Regions from separate parts of the Homo sapiens genome. Here region 1 is linked to region 2. A link is an interaction called in ENCODE POLR2A ChIA-PET data of the cell type or tissue named here. Cell type or tissue: GM12878. All regions are shown on one strand. Each heading gives the region's core, and the rest is flanking DNA. Links, peaks and the distances in the headings are about the cores only.

Region 1 (5,000 bases), core at 1-5,000, 270 kb before region 2:
TGGCTGAAGAACACATTAAGTTGTCTATCTTTGAGTTGATTTATTTTACGTTTCTCTGAAACAGAGTCATGACAGGCCAATGGAAACAAAATAAAATAGAGCGTATTATTCTGCCTTTTTTTTTTCTTTGGGAATAAGCTCAGATCTGAACACACTGATGAAGGCCGTATGGCCTTTGCTGCTGCTGAGAATCGACGCGAATGCGTTGATGGATTCCACAGTTCTAACTATGGGCTGAAATCAGGTGGAAAGTAGGTGACAGCTAACACAAAATTCTAGGTGGAGAACAAAATGCTAGCAATACTAATTACTGACTATCCCATTTACTCTAGTGTGAATAAAACCTTGGGGAGAAGAGTAAAACCTGAAAATCATTGAGTTTCCAAGTGGATATTCTAAGAATGTACACAGCTCTGTACTGTTTCCTCTGCCTGGAATGGTCTTCCTCTACACAGTCCATGAACTCATCCATTCGCTTCAATCAAGTCACCTCTCAAACAATGCCTCTTCAGAGAAGAATTCCTAGACTGCTCTATCTACAATTTCAGCACCCCATTCCTATCACTCCTGACTCCTCACTGTGCTTCCAGTCAGAATAATCTGTGTTATAGTGCCATAATAGCTAATCCTCAAATCTTGGTGGCTTAAAAAAAAAGTTTATCACTATGAAAAATCTACCGAAAGTTGAGCAACTCTCCCAGGCAGTCCTCCTTCATAAATCCTCATCAGTATAAACCAATACACCTTGCACAGCAAGTGAAAGTGTGGTGGACAGTCAAGGCCATGAAGTAAAGATTTCCACCCAAAGATGACACAGATCACTTCCACTTACATTTCATTGGCCAAAGCCACACTAAACTACAAGTGGGCAGGGAAGTGTCATCCTCCTACGTGTCCAAGTGGATGTAAGAATGTCTGGCACATCATGCTTTATTTGTCTTCATGACACTTTTCATCTAACATCATTTAATATATTTTATTTGTTATTATTTGACCCTCCTTACTAGAATGTAAGCATTCTGAGGGCAGGGAACTTATCTATTTGTTCGTTGCTTTACCCTCAGCTCTTAGAACAGAGATTCTCGATTAATATTTATTGAATGAACAAATAAGAACACAGAAAATACTATGTTTTACACAAGGAATTACCAGTGCAAATGCTTAAAGGACCCAGCTGTTAATATAGCAAGGGAAGCAAGCAAGGTTAGAACTGTGGCTAAGTGGAGCACTTCTTCCATTACCTAAAGGCCACTAGTTGCTGCCTTGAATGATGGACCCAGCATAGCTAGATCTGATTTTTTTTTTTTTTTTTGAGGCAGAGTTTCACTCTTGTTGCCTGGGCTGGAGTGCAATGGCGAGTCTTGGCTCAGTGCAACCTCTGCCTCCCAGTTTCAAGTGATTCTCGTGCCTCAGCCTCCCGAGTAGCTGGGATTGCAGGTGCCCACCACCACATGCCCGGCTAATTTTTGTGTTTTTAGTAGAGACGGGGTTTCACCATGTTGGCCAGGATGGTCTCGAACTCCTGACCTCAGTTGATCCACCTGCCTCGACCTCCCAGAGGGCTGGGATTACAGGTATGAGCCACCGTGCCTGGCCTGCTAGATCTGATTTTTTTATGAGAAGTTAAAAATCTTGATTTTTAAATGAAAGCTCTGATTTTTTCATGTGGTTCAAAAGTTGTCAAAAACATATGCAGGTCATACCCAGCAAACATGAATGTTAGTCTATGCCTTGTGCTCTAGGTGGAAAGACTGAACGAATGAGTTTTGAGATTTACAAAGTTTCAATTAAGTGAAGAGAAAATGCGAAAAGAGAGGAAAAGTAGAATCTCCACATTCATCTCTCTGTCACCTAAACTCTTATTTGGAGGGATCCCTGCTCTACCTCTTTCCCTCTCACCCCTACTCCTCTTTACCCAGGAATTTAGAAAATACCCCTATATTTCTAGAACTAGTTTCATTTATTTATTTTGAATCCTTTGAATAGGAGTCAACCTTGCCTTCACTGATGTTATTGTGTGTCTTACATAGCAATATCTAAACAAATGAGAAACCGTGGGGAGAGATCTTCAAGGTGAAAACATTTAGAATAAAGAATTGCTGTGTTTAAAATGGCACTGGCAGTATAAAAGATCTAATATCTATTTCATGTAACAGACGAGGTCCAAACCAGGGAACTCTTCTCTGTAACCAATAATTTGACCTGATTACATCATATCTTTTTCTCTTTGCCCTAAAGTTGAACTTTGTATATAGAGGGGCTGCCAAACACATTTACACTGTAGAGAAATGTTGTTTTCCAATGTATCACCCAAGAGGTTTTAATTCAGATGAAAATGTTCAAAAATTAAATTTCTGTATTTCTTTGGACCTAGCTTGGGATGGTTTAGCAAGCAGTCTTCATACGACTTTTCTTGTCTAGAGGGAATTATCACTGGGCAAGCTCAGTCAAACTTTAAGTGCAGTTGTTCATTTCGGTGGCCCCAAGCCCATACCTGGGAGTTTTCCAGCTGTGGAATCAATGAAAAACGCCCCAGTCAGGGACACAGTACTGGATTCCAGGCAACCTGCTTTCCCAAGGAAGCACTTGGATTAAAACAGGCCTGCCCCTCCACTCTTAAAGAGAATTCTACCACCCTGTTCTGCACTCCCAGATAGCCCTGGGTGTATAGTGCTGCCATTTCAGAGCTCCGTCGTGATGTCTATCACATGTTGGCTTTAATTCTAGGACAATTCTAGAGAAATAAGAAATACCGAGCAAACTTTTCCCTGCCCAGGCAATCCTCCAGTGAAAATTCTCACAGCGAATAGATTTCTGGTGGACATAGACATGCTTGTAATTGACCTTCTCACTAGGCCCTACACATTTCTGGATATCATGAGTTTCAGTATTGTCTTGAAATAGATAAGGCCTCTCGTCCATGGTTTATAAAACAAAATTACCAAGACTGAAATTGGAAATCTTGTTCTTACAGAGGCAAATGAAAACATGAAGTTCTCTGGAGATAGTTCATGAGCAAAAGAAAATTACTTTCATAGAATTCTAGAAATAATTTATTTTAGAAATTCTAGTATTGACTTGATTCTGAAAATAATTATATCATCATCTCTCCAAAACAGTTATCTTCAAAGTGGCCACTTATTTGACAAAAAAATCAATTCGGTCAATATGGCATTTTAAGATTATGCCTTCAAATTCCCTTTTGCACACACACAAATACAGCCTAGCAAACAGAAATTGAGGCAAGCCACCCATTGGCTGGGTAACTGACTTGCCAACATTCCTTAAACTGGTTCTGGATTAAAAGGTCTTAGATGACCATTTGAAAGCTGGTACTAAACTCCTAAATAGGAAGAGGATGTTGGGAGTGGGATAAGAGGAGAAAGAACTTGTAATATGAGAAGACTTGGCAAACCAAAGTGCTCATATACGAAAAGAAATAAAATGCCGAGAAAGATAGCCAATGACATCAACTATTGGGAGATTAATTCAATTCAGGTAAAATTAAAATAGTGGAGAAATGATTAAAACATCTGAAAATGCGTATGCTTAGACTCTTCAGAGTGATAAATTGTGCGAAAAAATAAAAAATAACAAGAAATAATGAAACCAAATAGGCAGAAATAAAACAATAATAGGTAGATGAGAAAAGAGCCAACTAGAAATCTTTAAAATGAAAAATTTAGTTAAGATTTAAAACAGTTAATAGATGGACAAATAGATCTACACACAGGTGACAATTTTGTGAATTGGAAGGTTGTCTTGAGGAATTCACCAGGAATAAAGCATGAAGGAATAAGTAGATTAAAATTAGGAAAGAGAAGTTGAAGACACGGAGATTCAACATGATTAATCTCAAATGTCTTATACTGTTTGAAATCTGCTAGACAAAAAGAGTTTTGTCTATAAATTAATACAATTTAATTTATAGTATTCTAAATGACCAAAGGCAAATCACTGGCTGCCTGGAAGGGTGGAGGGGGGAATGGCAGGAAAGAAGAATTACAAAAGAGTAGGGAGCAACTTTTGGGAGTGATGAGTAAGTTTGTTATCTTGATTGTGGTGATGATTTCATAGGTTCACAAATACATATATCAAAACATATTGTACACCTTAAACATGTGTAGTTTATTGTATATCATTTCTACCAAAATAAAGCCATTTTGATAAGTATTTTTTTCTAAAAAAAAGAAAAAGGAATCAAGAAATACTAAAGGAAATTAAGAATATCTAAAAATGATTCTTTGAGAAGACAAATTAAACACACTTCTGGCAAGATCAATCAACAAAAACCAAAGGAAAAACAAATAAAGTCTAATATTTGAATTCAAGATTTTAAAAATTACAATTTTATGCCAATGATATGGAAACTTAGATGAAAAGAACCAATTTCCAGAGAAGTATAAACCATCAAATTGAGTAAAGAGGAAGCAGAAAGTAAGAATAAAGAAGTAACCACTTGCGACTGGGTGTAGTTGCTCATGTCTGTAATCCCAGCACTTCAGGACACCAAGGCGGGAGGATCACCTGAGGTCAGGAGTTCGAGACCAGCCTGGCCAATATAGTGAAACCCCCGTCTCTACTAAAAATACAAAAATTAGCCAGGCGTGGTGGCTCACACTTGTAATCCCAGCACTTTGGGAGGACAAGGCAGGTGATCACCTGAGGCCGGGAGTTCGAGATCAGCCTGGCCAACATGGTGAAACCCCATCTCTACTAAAAATACAGAAATTAGCTGGGTGTGGTGGTTCATACCTGTAATCCCAGCTACTCAGGAGGCTGAGACAGGAGAATCACTTGAAACTGGGAGGCAGAGGTTGCAGTGAGCCAAGATCATGCCACTTCACTCTAGCCTGGGCAACAGAGCTAGATTCAATCTCAAAAATAAAAATAAAAAAAAAAGAAGAAGTAATTAAGTAATTATTTGCCTATTTGCTATGGGTTGAATTGTGTTCCCTCAAAAAGATATATTGAAATATGAATCCCCAGTACCCCAGAAT
Region 2 (8,483 bases), core at 1,762-6,761:
TGAATTTGGAAAGACTGCCTCTGGTAGCTTATACCAGAAAATACCCTCAGCTATTGTCTTTGAGAAGAAGAATTAGGGGTTGGGGATGGAAATTTACTTTTCCTCTACATTTCTATGTGCTAACTTAAAAGTTTTGCCCTGTGCAAGTAAGTATAAGAGAGGAAAAATAATTTCCTCTCTACCCTCCATGGTTCTTAGCTGGGATTCCCTGCAGCAAAAGACAGATTAACAAGAGAAAAATAAACAGAAGTTTATTAATATGTATACCTCCTGTATACACGAGCAATAACTTTGGGAAATCTCAAAGATTAAATCTCAAGGCTAGATAAAGAATTGTCTTAGACTTCAGACTTAAATACTATTGTCCCCTGAAACAAAGAAAGAGGAGTGTGGAGAAAGACATGGTTATGGGGAGGTGTTCAGGAAAAGTGCAATAAACAAGAACCAGGTTTATTTTGCAGATGTAAGTCCACACTTTCTCCATTGATAAGAGTCTCTAGTGATTCAGTCAGCCCTATCTTCCTGGTATGGAGAGGGAGATATCCTTAAAAGTGAAGATTTCCTTCATAGGTATAAATTTCTCTTACAAAAGGGTAACTTCTGTTTTCAAAGTGTCTGCTGTGTCTGCAGGTTCTCAAAATAACCAGCTCAAAATAATCCTTATGCCAAAGAGGCATATTTTGGGATGACTTGGGGTAATGTGTTCTGAACCCTATTAAAGTATTTTTTAAATTATTTTTAAAGAAAAATAATTTGCTTAAAGATGGGGTGAATTTGAATCCCTTTTTTCCCCCAGTTTAAAGAGTTACCGTAAGATTTGAGAGGTATGGGTGGACCCGCTCTGAATTGAGATATTTCAGCCACTGATTTAGGATGAAAGAGGGTTTTCTCTTGCCTCCCACTGGTTTTGTGTTTCACTGTTTTCAGAACATTAAATGAAGTGTTACCATGAAGAAGGCACAAATTACTTAATCCTCACACAAGAGCCAGTCTCATTAGCTCACACTCACACCTCTTAGGTCATACCATGGCCATCAATTATACCCGGCTGATGCTGCAAGGGACAATCTCACTGCTCTGTGACATATTTTTCTGTCTTACAGATTCTAGGTCTCAAAATATAAGGAATGACCTCACGAGTCACAGCCCAGTTGTTCCTATATGTAGTTAGAAGGAGATATCTGAAGGTTGGTACACTGTTAATATTATTCAATCATTTCAGCTCTCTTCTCAACCTCTCTATTCTCAACACTCAATTTCAAGTTTATGGCACCACTGCGATTCTAGCCCTTCCATTTCCCACTCGGAATTTCTGTGCTATCGTCCCTCAGGAGCTCCTTGGATCTGGCATCCTCTCTACCGTCAACCTCACACCCCAGGCAAGAAGGGGAAATCCCAGAGGCCATAATCCTCCAGCCATCTGGGAGGCACCCAGAAGACAACCATTAGCAGACACTCTGGGACTTCAGGCAGTTCTGCTCCTTGAAACAACTGTCACTGGAGAGGCGATTTTACAGCAGCCACTGTTGTCAAGTGGAAATACATTTTTAGTAATAAGAATAACAGCAATGGACGGATAAGCTGGCTCTTCTGGAACAACCATCCAGGGATATTCCAGCCTTACAGTTCTATCAGGTCAAGCAAAAGTTGATGTTTCTACCTCACCAGGGAGCACTTTAGCCCTTAATCTCTTTTACAAGCAGCAGAGGACTTGAAGACCAAATGACAGCCAGGGACCTGGCCATTGCCGGGTAGCCTAGGAATGTGCGACCACTAAGGAATTGAAGCCCTTCTCTGTGTCTCTGTTTTTCTCACTTGTCTTCTTTCCAGCTGTCCTATAGGTGTGGTAAATCTGAATGCACAATTCTCAAAAACCATAACTCCCACTTTTTCTAGGTGCCAAAGAGAATGTTAAAATATCTTCAATTATCCATTCTCTCATTTCAACTTCAGCTTCTAGTATTGATTAAGAAGTGGAGACCACCTCATCTGTCCTCCTCAATCTTATTCATGCACTACTGAGACGCACCTACAGGAGGAGAAACACTTCCAAGCACACGATGTGAATTTGTATCTTTACACACCTAACATACCGACTATTCCTGAATCCTTATCCAGTTTGAAAGAGAATACAATGCAAGTAAAACCTGAATTGATTTTAGCCTGATGTTTTCCCGTGGAACAGGGACTCATAAATCACTCCATATGTCAAACTCTGCCCTTCTTCCCCGATTCAGTAATCACTCTCTTAGTAACTTGGGAGATATAAACTAGACATTTGTATCTACCAGGGGTTCTATCTGGCTTATTTATTTAATTCAGCTGAGAATTTGGGGTGTTATGTTTCATTAATTCACCAATGACCTATTTTAAATCAACGATTCTGAGCCAACTTCTTTTTGAGATATTGGACTTGATATAAATACAATGCAGAAAGAAGTAATTCTCCATTCTGGGTTAACTTCATTATTGTGCTAAGTATTCCCATAAGAAAAAAAAATTATCATATGCTCTCAAGCTTCACAGACATATTTTTGTCTGTATGTTTACTCAGAAAGGAGATAAAGTCTACAGTTTCATTTTCATACTTTTACAGCAAGATCCTAACCCAATCCAAAAACCCCAGCTATTTTGCATTAAAGCTAAAATCATGAAAATTAGTTAGAATCACAAATTACGTCTGGCTTTCAAGCTATCTGTAATGCACAGATGTAATGTAGCAAACACGTTGTATTTTAAAAAAAAAAAAAACTTAAAGGTTTTAAAGGAAGGTTGGTGTCTTCTTCCTTTCTTTTCAGACCAAGTGCTAAGACTTGGAGTTCAGTTAACTACTATTATTCATAATGGAGTTTCAAAAATTCTAATGCAAGGAGAAGATAAACCTCTCCACCAATGTTTACTTACTGGAGAAAGCGCAAAAAAAAAAAAAAAAATGAGTATGCAGATAGAGCTTTGTGATTTAAAGCAATAGCTTGCACTAAATGCCCCCATCAAAAAGTAAATTCTCAGGAGTCACCTTTCAAATCCAAACCTGGAGGATGATTTTGTATTCACCACTAATGTCATCCATGATCTCGTGACTCAGAAATACTGAGCCACTTCAGGCACATTGGTTTTCCTAACTAAATATCCATGTCTCCATCTTTAAAAAGTTTAAATTCCTCTCATGCCTGTAATCCCAGCACTTTGGGAAACCGAGATGGGAGGATTGTTTGAGCACAGGAGTTTGAGACCAGCCTGAGCAACATAGCAAGACCCCATCTCTACAAAAATTTTTAAAAATTGGCTTGGCATGATGGTGCATGCCTGTAGTCCCAGCTACTGGGGAGGCTGAGGCAGGAGGATCGCTTGAGCCCAAGAGTTCAAGGCTGCAGTGAGCCATGATTGTGCTGCTGCACTCCAGCCTGGGTGATAGAGTGAGACCCTGTCTCAAAAAAAAAAAAAAAAAGTTTAAGTTTCTTTTCTGTTTTCACTACTCAACTTTAAATGGCCTCTTTTGGTCTGAGCTATGAGGTCAAAAAAAAACCAGTCAGAACTGAGTTTTCAGCTATACATATTTTTACATCCTTGCGACAATACTCTGATGAAAGTGTTAAAAGATAAAGTTAGCCACATTGAAATTTTATTTGAGCAGACAGCAATTCATGAATCAGGAAGCTCCAGATCGCAGGTGTTTTGGGCTCCACCAATAGGGCATGAGAGGAAGACTTTCATAGGGTGAAACTTTCATAGGGTGACTCTCAGAAGCAAGGTAAAGAAAATATAATTGGTTAAAATGGAGCAGAAGTTTAATTTGGACTATTCCAGTGGAAAGTCCCTAATTAGAAATTAATTGGCAGTTCTGGTTGGTTAAGCTTAAGTTTCATTCTCCTAGAATATGACCGTTTACGCTGACTTGGGTTTCCATTTGCTTACATAGTAGCCAGTCTAATAGCCTCCTAATTAATTATTTTAACAAAAAGAAAGAATACATGTTCTCAGAAAACCATTACTGTGGAGGTTTCTGAGTGCTCTCCTCTCATGATGTTCCTTTCACTTCAAAGACCTCCTCTCCATGTATCCAAGCCCTTTTTGCATTAAGCACTGTTCTGACAGACACTTCTTCTTTCCCTAATACCTAGCAGAGCCTACCCACAGGACCACTTAAAAAAAAAAAATTGTGGAAGAGGGATGCTATGCTTTTCTGCTCTTGAAGGAACTCCAAATTGTAACCTTTCAAGATTTTCATGTGCCCACAGGATGTAGCTCAAGTTAGAGCAGAGACTACACTAGATGCAACAACTTAGGTTAATATTTGGTCCAAAACTTAACTGTAACTGTTGTCTCAGAAGAGGTATACCTATGCACACCCTATGGCCACACAAAATGGACTTCTGCTCACCCTTCCCCCTTAACCTGAAAGCTACCCACTATAGATTACATGTTTGTCCCCCCAAGCCTCATATTAAAATTATCCCCATTGTGGGAGACAGAACCTAATAGGAAGTAGGAAGTGTTTGAGTCATGGGGATGGATTTTTTTTTTTGACCGAGTCTCGCTCTGTTGCCAGGCTAGAGTGAAGTGGTGTGGTCTCGGCTCACTGGAACCTCCGCCTCCCAGGTTCAAGTAATTTTCCTACCTCAGCCTTTTGAGTAGCTGGGACTACAGGTGCCTGCCACCACACCTGGCTAATTTTTTTCTTTTTCTTTTTTTTTTTTTTTTTTGGATTTTTGGTAGAGACAGGGTTTCACCATGTTAGCCAAGATGGTCTTGATCTCCTGACCTCATGATCTGCCCACCTTGGCCTCCCAAAGTGCTGGGATTACAGGCGTGAGCCACCATGCCCAGCCAGGATGGATTTTTTATGAATGGCTTGACACTGTCTTCATGGTCATGAATAAGCTCTCGCTCTATTAGTACCAGCGAGAGCTGGTTGTTTAAAAGAGCCTGGTACCGCTCCTTTCTCTCTCACGTCCTTTCTCACCCATGTGATTTCTGCACACGCCAGCTTCCCTTCATCTTCCACCGGGAGCAGAAGCAGCCTGAGGCTTTCAGCAGATACCCAATCTTCCAGCCATCGGAATCGTGAACCAAATAAGCATTTTTTTCTTCATAAATTACCCAGCCTCAGGTATATCTGTATAGAAACTCTAAATGGACTAAGACACTACCCACAAACGTTTCATCCTGGCTTGCTGAAGTTGTTCGAAGAGGAAGTTACAGATCAGTTTCTTTTCCTGAAAGTACAGTCTGTTACCTCAAACAAAGTGTGACTATCAGACAATCAAACATATATAAATAAAGCAAAAAAATGTAAAATACTTTGAAATGGACCAAAGTTATTGTAAGGTGTCTTCAGTGGAGAACTAGACATTGTCTAAATACATCATTTCAAGTTATGTGATTCTATGAGGCCTCTGTGCCTTTCCTTGACTTTCAGTGTTTTACAACTCTTTAAGTTGTGGATAATTGGTAGTGACACAAACAGTTCTTTGTCCATAAACATGCAAGTCAATTTTGTTCTCTGAAAATACACCATTGGTTTTCCTCCCCCACTGTGGAATGAGACAGTTTTGCATCTATTTGTAAATTTATTGCAACGTCGTTTGCTGGTTCTTTAAATTTTCCTTTGAACTAGTTGTAACATCTTACTAGTTCTTTCATTAATTAATGATTTAAATAAAATCTCTAATGTGTATTGATTTTATATTTGAGATTTGTGATTCTATTCTATTTTGGAAATTATAAAACCCAGAGAACAGTACAAAATTGTTCTTTACTTTCCTCATTGAAGAATCCATGGAGTCCACCTCAGGCGGTCAAAGAACCCCTCCTGTCTGGTCTCTACCTTGTTCTCTCCTCACTTCCACTCCTAAAGTCTTCTCAGTCTTTTTAGCCATTTACCCTTATGTCAGAGGTATTTCAACCAGTATAACTCCATCTTGAATAGGAGGTGGGTAAAATGAGGCTGAGACCTACTGGGCTGCATTCCCAGACAGTTAAGGCATTCTTAAGTCACAGGATGAGATAGCAGGTCAGCACAATATACAGGGTATAAAGACCTTGCTGATAAAAACAGGTTGCAGTAAAGAAGCTGGCAAAACCCACCAAAACCAAGAGGGAGAGAGACCTCAAAACCCACCAAAACCAAGAGAGAGGCCTCTGGTTGTCCTCACTGCTACACTCCCACCAGCGCATGACAGTTTACAATGACAGTTTACAAATGCCATGGCAACTTCAGGAAGTTACCCTATGTGGTCTAAAATAGGTTATGGAGAAATACCAATGGTGTATTTACAGAAAACAAAATTTACTTGCATGTCTATGGACAAAGAACTGTTTGTATCACTACTGGTTATCTACATGCCTATATGGCATGAATAATCCACCCCTTGTTTAGCATATCATCAAGAAATAACCATAAAAATGGGCAACCAGCAGCCCTCGAGGCTGCTCTATGGAGTAGCCATTCTTTATTCCTTTACTTTCCTAATAAACTTGCTTTCACTTAACTCTATGGACTCACCCTGAATTCTTTCTTGCACGAGATCCAAGAACCTTCTCTTGGGGTACAGGTCGGGACCCCTTTCCTGTAACACTTAGGGCAGATTCTTAGGCAGCCAATTCTATCTGAAAGGAGAAGAGGAGAATATTTTAATTCTTTTGTTCCCTCAGCATATTACAGCTACAAAAATTAAATAAATCTTCCCAGTGCTAGTATTCGTGATCCATCAGTCCAAAATTCGAGTGTGTTATGCTATTTCCAGTAGTCAAAGATCCCTTCGGTGAAAGGGGAGGAAGAGCAGTTAAAACTCTATTCTGCCACTCTGTATTGCCTTTCATCTTTTATTAAAATGACAGGTTGCTAATTTGTCCTTCCATTAATGAGAATGTTTTTTGTTTGTTTGTTTGTTTTGAGACAGGGTCTCGCTCTGTTGCCCAGGCTGGAGTGCAGTGGTGCGAACTAATGAGGATGTTTTTAACTGATCCCCACTCTTTCATCTCATCTATTTTATGGCTTGAAATGAGTTCAGGTCATTAATTGAGCATTTACTATAGGGTAGGCATTGTTTTATTTGCTGGGAATTCATAGACCTCAAAGAGCTCACAGTTTGAAAGGGTCACTTTCACATAAATGAGTATTTATAATACAATGTAGCCATGCAGCACATAATAAACCTGTACATTTTCAGGACAACTGTTCTGCAGGAGACGTCCAGCCTGTGGCTAGTTAACGCAACTAAAGTTTCAGCAAAGCACTCAAGCGTAAGGTCCTTAAAGTTTTTCTCATTAAGTTTTTGTTTTTTTGTTTTTGTTTTTGAGATGGAGTCTCGCTCTGTCGCCCAGGCTGGAGTGCAGTGGTGCCATCAGGGCTCACTGCAAGCTCCGCCTCCCAGGTTCACGCCATTCTCCTGCCTCAGCCTCCCGAGTAGCTGGGACTACAGGCGCCCGCCACCACGCCCGGCTAATTTTTTTATATTTTTAGTAGAGACGGGGTTTCACCGTGTGTTAGCCAGGAGTCATTAAGTTTTAATAAGTCCAACCATCTCCAGACCAGAACCCCTCTGAATATGAAATAGGAGAAGTGAGATATCTCACACAGTAGCTATCAAGTTACTACTCACAAGCCAGAAAATGTCAGGGCTTACTTTGGCTTTCAAGTTCACAGTTCCATGAAATACAGAGTTAGGAAGGCTATCTTGATGAGCATTCTTCATTGGACCTCTCTGCCTTTGGACTTTTCTCTGCCTTGGACATTCGGGGAGCTGTTCTGCTTGGGGGTGCCTTTGTTAAGTGAAATGGGCAATTCATTTCCCTGACCACCAAGAGACATCCAGAATTTGTCATGTTTTATGAGTAATTTTGAAAGTGCTTACTAGACCTCCCTCCCTTTTCAACTGCTCAGGCTCAGTAAGCTTTTAAACTTTCTATTTCGTTACAGTACAAACAACTCTACAAGCAGGCCTCCTGCTTCTCCCCTCAGGCTATGCAGAATTATTCATACTCAAGGTCTAAAGAGGAACATCAGCACGAAGGAAAAACAGACTAAAGAGTGAAAACAAATTAGCAATCCAAACAGCTCTCTCCCAGCCTGTCACTGGAAGGCCTTTGGTGTCTCATTCCAGAGTCAAGGGGTTTTCTGAGTTGAAGATTAAAGGATACATTTTCAGGGCTCAGAGAACAGACAATCTGTGAAATGCATATTCACCCAAGGCAGCCAGAACAAGGTGCGCATATGAAGAACCGGGATGGGCCTTCACCCCAAACCAGATGAGCCTTGTATGGATAGTCGGTATTTTGCACCCACTGGGCTCGAGTCTTTCATATTTTATTCATGCTTGGGTAAGGAAAAAAAGAAAGAAGAAAGAAAGAAAGAAAGAAAAAGAAAGAAAGAAAGAAAGAAAGAGAAAAAGAAAGAAAGAAAGAAAGAAAGAAAGAAAGAAAGAAAGAAAGAAAGAAAGAAAGAAAGAAAGAAAGAAAGAAAGGCCATTAAGCTCTCTTTG

What was found. ChIA-PET counts read pairs that join two places held together with the same protein. Peaks named below come from ENCODE experiments on the same cell type or tissue, not always from the same donor. Only the 100,000 strongest peaks of a DNase experiment are listed, where the experiment ranks them.
Region 1: POLR2A ChIA-PET joins it to region 2 with 11 read pairs; 4 of 35 experiments call an interaction of 5 or more read pairs at or near these places.

The regions. Positions count from the first base shown.
Region 1 is chr2:215,642,193-215,647,192 of GRCh38, forward strand. The region is part of intron 5 of LINC00607 (long intergenic non-protein coding RNA 607); the gene reads right to left. The region is part of intron 2 of LOC102724861 (a long non-coding RNA gene); the gene reads left to right. Among named protein-coding and RNA genes, the nearest start is that of LINC01614, 73 kb to the right of the region's middle. In GM12878, for the core only: no CTCF peak of the experiment used is centred there; no DNase peak of the experiment used is centred there.
Region 2 is chr2:215,910,455-215,918,937 of GRCh38, forward strand. LOC105373870 (a long non-coding RNA gene) reads left to right here. Exons shown (of 3, transcript XR_001739231.2): 2 at 1,104-1,187; 3 at 1,332-1,418. Among named protein-coding and RNA genes, the nearest start is that of LINC00607, 71 kb to the left of the region's middle. In GM12878, for the core only: no CTCF peak of the experiment used is centred there; DNase peaks (open chromatin) are centred at 3,777, 4,267 and 4,467; H3K27ac peaks cover 387 bases.